Linked DNA regions of Mus musculus: region 2 is linked to region 1. A link is a loop called in an ENCODE intact Hi-C map of the cell type or tissue named here. Cell type or tissue: heart. All regions are shown on one strand. Links, peaks and the distances in the headings refer to the core of each region. The heading gives the core; the rest is flanking DNA.

Region 1 (2,909 bases), core at 290-2,789:
ATCCTAGGTTATATAGGGAGTTCAAGGCCAGCCTGGTCTACATACCCAGTATGTACCCTCATCTTGACGGTCTTAGGATTGTCTATACAGGGAATTAAACTGTGACTTCATGCATGCTCATAAGCGCTCTACCAGTGAGCACATCCCTCATTTCTCTCTGAAAAGGAAAATGAAAAAATATAAATTGCCAGGCAGTGGTGGCACACACCTTTAATCCCAGCACTTGGGAGGCAGAGACAGGCTGATTTCTGAGTTTGAGGCCAGCCTGGTCTACAGAGTGAGTTCCAGGACAGCCAGGGCTACACAGAGAAACCCTGTCTCAAAAAAACAAAAAAACAGACAAGCAAAAGAAAGAAAAGAAAAATATAAATTGCTATTTTTTTTAATTTAGGAATTCTGCTATCATTTTAAATGCCTAGGATGTCACTCATTGTCGAGGATAAATGACTTATGAATTGTAGGTTCTAATGCATAAATAAATAAATAAATAAATGAATAAATAAATAAGGCAAGCAAGGGCTGGAAAGATGGCTCAGCAGTTAAGAGCACTGACTGCTCTTCCAGAGGTCCTGAGTTCAATTCCCAGCAACCACATGGTGGCTCACAACCATCTGTAATGGGATCCAATACCCTCTTCTGGTGTGTCTGAAGACAGCTACAGTGTACTTGTATACATAAATACATCTTTTTATACTTATTAATACTACTACTATTACTATTATTATTATTGGGTTTGGTTTTTTTGTTTTTTGTTGTTGTTGTTGTTTTTTTTTTTTTTTTTTTTTTTTTGAGACAGGGTTTCTCTGTATAGTCCTGGCTGTCCTGTCTCACTCTGTAGACCAGGCTGGCCTCAAACTCAGAAATCCTCCTGCCTCTGCCTCTCGAGTGCTGGGATTAAAGGCGTGCGCCACCACTGCCCGGCATAAATCTTTTAAAAAAGAAAGAAAAGAAAAAACTGCTAGTATATTGCTGTAATCATCAGCACTGGGGAAGTGAGGACAGGGGGATTGTGAGTTCAAGACCAGCTTGGGCTACATAGAGAGATTCTGTCTCAAAAATCAAGTGAGAGAGAGGTGGTGACCGGGCACACCATCATTCCTGCGCAGGCTCTGTTCCTTGTTAGCTGTGTAGCATCGGATGGGTCAGAGTTCAGGCTTCACGTTCATCTCCTGAGGGCCCCAGGCTTGTTCTCCCGGCGTCACTAAAGCACCTTTTCTGCCTTGCAGTATAAACTTTATCGAGCGTGGGAATTCCTTGGCTACTGCTCCAGCCTGGCGCTCAAGAGGAGTGGGATCGCCAGAGCTGGAGGGGAAGGTCTGGTTTTCTTGAGTTCTTTCTATCAGGCCGTTTGTTCTGCACACAGCTGTGCTGGGTTCTGTCTTAGTGTAAGACCCCTGTGGTATTTACCTGGGGCTTCTAGGCTATCTCTAGGAATGGGTTCCAATGCTCAGCCCCTGCCCAGAGAAAGGTCCTTCAGGACTGGTCCCTTAGACCAGATGCTTGATCACAGCCTGGCTATGGAGGCTGTAAATGGCGCTTGTCTTATAGCGCCACCTTCTGGGCAAACCTGAGGGCCTCAGTTTTTTGACTTTCATTCCTGGAACACTAAGACGGGTGAGATTTGGAGCGAGATGGCACTATTGTTGCTGTGTTGTTGTTGTTATTACTATTACTATTAATTACTATTACTATTACTATTACTATTACTATTACTATTACTATTACTATTACTATTACTATTACTATTACTATTACTATTACTATTACTATTACTATCATCATCTTTACTAGTGTGTGCACACTCATTCATGAAGATGTCATGGCATCCATATGGAGATCAGAGGACAATTTTCGAAAGTCAGCTCTACCCTTCGTCTGTGGGTTCTGAACATGGAACTCATGTCATAAAGCCTACTCCACAAGCCCTTCCATTCACTGAGTCATTTCGCAGGCCCACGGAGACAGTTTGCGATTTCTGGTTTTTGCACTGTCTACTTCTCCAAGTTCCAAATTCTTAGATTTCCCTACCATCTTCTGGAAGGCATCCAGCCACAGGGAGTAACCTCAGAGTGGTGCGAATGGGTGGTCCTCCACCTCAGGGAGGTTGAGAAACAGTTGTGGCAAGTCTCTACTAATCAATTGCCTACCCCATGCGTTCTCCACACACCCACCAAGGCTCCCTCACGTTCACTAAGAGGCTGCTGTCTGGAAGGAAGCAGGAGCATCCTTTTGGGGATGTCTAGAGAATTTTCTATGCTGGGGGTGTACAAAAAGCCTCATATGTGCTAAGCAGGCTTCAGCCCCAAGCCCTCATACTTTCTTCTTCTTCTTCTTCTTCTTCTTCTTCTTCTTCTTCTTCTTCTTCTTCTTCTTCTTCTTCTTCTTCTTCTCCTCCTCCTCCTCCTCCTCCTCCTCCTCCTCCTCCTCCTCCTCTTCCTCTTCTTCTTCTTCAAGACAGGGCTTCTCTGTATAGACCTGGCTGTCCTGGAACTCACTTTGTAGACCAGGCTGGCCTTGAACTCAGAAATACACCTGCCTCTGCCTCCCAAGTTTTGGGATCAAAGGCATGCGCCACCACGCCCGGCTCCTACCTCTACTTCTTAAGTGCTGGAGTTAAAAAAAAAGTACTATACCACATCAGGTTTGTGGTGTCTTGGATAAAGCAAGAAGTGGTGTTAAAGCATGGCTATGTATGAGGATATCTATATCTAATATCTATATCTAATATCTAATAAATACATGTTAAAGCATGGACTTAAAAGGAGTGACCTCTAATGTGTGTAAAGTCACCTGACTAGAGATGAAGATGAACCGGCAGAGTGCTGGCTGGTTCGGGCATGCGCAAATCCCCAGGTTCAATCCTTACCCCTGAGTAAACAGGGCATGCTCACACCTAGAATTCCAGTACT
Region 2 (2,909 bases), core at 227-2,726, 97 kb before region 1:
GGTGACCACTGAAGGCACTGTGTTGCTTCCTGGCCAGCCAGCCTGCCTGTTTCTCTTTCTTTACCTTCTACCTTTCAGGGGCCTGAAAAAAGCCATGAATGGTGGTACTTCTGTCCTCACCAAACTATAGTTCTGTTTCTGCCTGAGCTCTGTCCTCATAGACTCCTGACTTGGGGTCAGTTCCTGAGCTTCTGTCCCTTGAGTCTTCCCCATCTCTCTGTTTCCTGGAATTTGCTTTCTTAATGTCTAAGATACCAGCCTGACTTCCCAGTTGCTTTGCCTTAGTGATTTATGACTCTTACCATGGCAGAGTCTTCACCCAGAGCTCTTAGGGCTTCATTTTCCTTTCTTTCTTCTTTTTCTTTCTTTTTTTGTTTGTTTGTTTTTTGTTTTTTGGATTTTTTTTAATGGGCTCACTATGTAGACCAGGCTGGCTTCAAACTCCTAGAGATCCAGTTTCCCCTGCCTCCCATGTGCTGAGATTAAAGGCGTGTGCCACCACATCCAGCCTCTTGCTTGCCCTTTATTTGTTTAAAATGCTATGTGTATGGGTTTTCCCCTGCATGTACGTTTTACACCACTTGCATATGTGCATCCTGCACTGGAGGCTAGAGGAGGCCAGCCCTTGGAACTGGAGATACAGAGGATTGTGATGACCATGTGGGTGCTGGGACTTGAACATGGGTCTTCTGGAAGAATAGCCAGTACTCTTAGTTTCTCTCTTATCAAAAGTAAGCGGCTGGGCCTGGTGGCACACACCTGTAATCCCAGCCCTTGAGAGACTAGTAAACGAGTCCCAGGCCAACCTGGGATATGGTGCAAGATTCCTGTCTCAAATAAAGTAAAATTAAAGTTTAAAAATTATAGGAGGATACAGTGATCCTTTGGTACCCACAGGAGCTCCTGGAGATTCCAGAACCCGTAGATGCTCAAGACTTATATATAATGTATAGAAGTTACCTGTAAGTTGCACATCTGCCGCATACCTTAAGTCATCTGCAGATTATGTAGCACCAACATTTCTTGATGCATGGTTGGTTGAATCTGTGGCTACAGAACCTGTTGATATGGAGGTCAACTATCCAGTTGTGGGGAAATGAGAAGAGAAAAATTCTGCCAGCTATTACTGCATATACACAAAAGTGGAAAGTGTTCATTCTTCCATGTAGTTGTTAGCCCTGCTGAGTCTATGACCTACACAGTCAGATCAGTTGTCCTGGGTAAAGGGGTTAGTCCACTTAAGGCAGCGCTTCTCAGCCTTCCTTACGCAGCAACCCTTTAGTGCAGTCCCTCATGTTGTGGTGACCCCCAAACATAACATTATTTTTTCTGCCACTTCACAGCCATACTTTTGCTACTCTTACGAAGTGTCATGTAAATACTTTTGGAGAGGTTTGCCAAATGGGTCACGACCCATAGGCTGAGAACTGCTGGCTTAAAGGAGTTGCCGTCTTCTGGTTCCTGGAGGCCCTTGTGTCTCTGTGTGAAGGTTGATGAAGGTTGAGCAGACAGACAGCCTTTAGAGTAGGACAGCTATGTCCTGCTGCTCAGGAATGCTGGCCTTGCCTTTCTTCTTTCCCAGACTGGCTTGCATCTAGCTCCCGCTGGATTGAGCTGGTAGCCTGCCTTAGCACAAGCCTAGAGGCTCTGCCCCAATGAAGAGATTCAGATTTAGAGGGCTACCAGTGTCCACCAGGGGGCACTCTGGACTCAGCACAGCCGGACCGACACACGAGTCTCCCAGTTCTCCTCATCTTAGATGGTGTGGGGAGTGTGGTGAAGGCAGGCCTGGCCTGAATCGATGAGTGTAAGCAAAGGAAAAGCTCACCCTGGCAAGCCCGGGGCTGGGATGCTCGAGCGGGGCCTTGCAGGAAAAGCTCTTAACCTGTTGGAAAAGCAGCAACAGAGGCAAAAAAAAAAAAAAAAAAATTAATTTAATTTAAAAAGCGGAGGCAAGGGGCCTTGGGTTCTCCTGTGGTGTGTTTCTTACATCATTCCATCTTTCTCCCAGCAGATCCACAGATGAGCATGGCCGCCACTGCTGCTGTCAGTCCCAGTGACTACCTGCAGCCTGCTGCTGCTACTACCCAGGCAAGTGCACGGTGCTCTCTGAGGGCAGGGCCAGAGCCCGGCGGGTTGATGAAGTGGGTTTTCTGCCTTACTCAGACCCGCTCGCTCTCACTGCAGACACCCAGGGAGATTCACTTGTTCTCATTTCTGAACTAAGACATAGACACCTGTCTAAGATGTCAAAGTTGGGTCAGGCAAAAAGAGTTGTGTTACCCGTGACCTCTGGGGCTGGGGCCATGGCTCTTAGTAAAGTTGCTGCACATGCATGAGTTCTTGAGTTCAATTCCAAGTTCCCGTGTAAACCGCTGGGCTGGGCTTGGTAGTACACACCTATAATCCTGGCATTCGAGAGGCAGACAGAGGGGCTCCACTGGGCTTACTGGCCAACTAGTCTTGCCCAGTCAGTGAGTTTCAGATTCAGTAAGAGACCCTGTCTCAAAAATGACGGCAAAGGAGGTGGAGAGAGCCAGGCGTGGTGGCGCATGTCTTTAATCCCAGCACTCGGGAGGCAGAGGCTGGCGGATTCCTGAGTTCGAGGCCAGCCTGTTCTACAAAGTGAGTTCCAGGGCTACACAGAGAAACCCTGTCTTGAAAAGCCAAAAAGAAAAAAAGAGGTAGAGAGGTGCTCAGTGGCTTAAGAGCGCTGGCTGCTCCTCCAGAGGCCTGGGTTTGATATGATAGCTCATACTCCAGGATCAAGTGATCTGACACCCTCTCTGGCCTCTGAAAGCACCAAGTACAAGTACTTGAGTAAGGCATAGACATACATGTGGGAAAAACACCCACATACATTAAATAAATAACAATTTAATAAACAAGGGAGAGTCAAAGAGTGAGAC

The links. Hi-C counts contacts between places; a loop is a spot of excess contacts. Peaks named below come from ENCODE experiments on the same cell type or tissue, not always from the same donor. Only the 100,000 strongest peaks of a DNase experiment are listed, where the experiment ranks them.
Region 2: a loop joins it to region 1, with 4 times the contacts of the local background. A loop is called at or near these places in 16 of 42 quality-filtered maps.

The regions. Positions count from the first base shown.
Region 1 is chr11:96,865,964-96,868,872 of GRCm38, reverse strand. The region is part of intron 2 of Gm11523 (a long non-coding RNA gene); the gene reads left to right. Among named protein-coding and RNA genes, the nearest start is that of Gm11523, 13 kb to the left of the region's middle. In heart, for the core only: a CTCF peak has its summit at 1,549 (motif pointing left); a DNase peak (open chromatin) is centred at 1,512; H3K27me3 peaks cover 374 bases.
Region 2 is chr11:96,962,547-96,965,455 of GRCm38, reverse strand. Sp2 (Sp2 transcription factor) reads left to right here. Exons shown (of 7, transcript NM_001080964.2): 2 at 2,015-2,091. It overlaps D030028A08Rik (RIKEN cDNA D030028A08 gene), which reads right to left. Exons shown (of 6, transcript NR_003293.3): 6 at 396-1,885. Among named protein-coding and RNA genes, the nearest start is that of Sp2, 14 kb to the left of the region's middle. In heart, for the core only: a CTCF peak has its summit at 1,690 (motif pointing right); a DNase peak (open chromatin) is centred at 1,715; H3K27ac peaks cover 515 bases.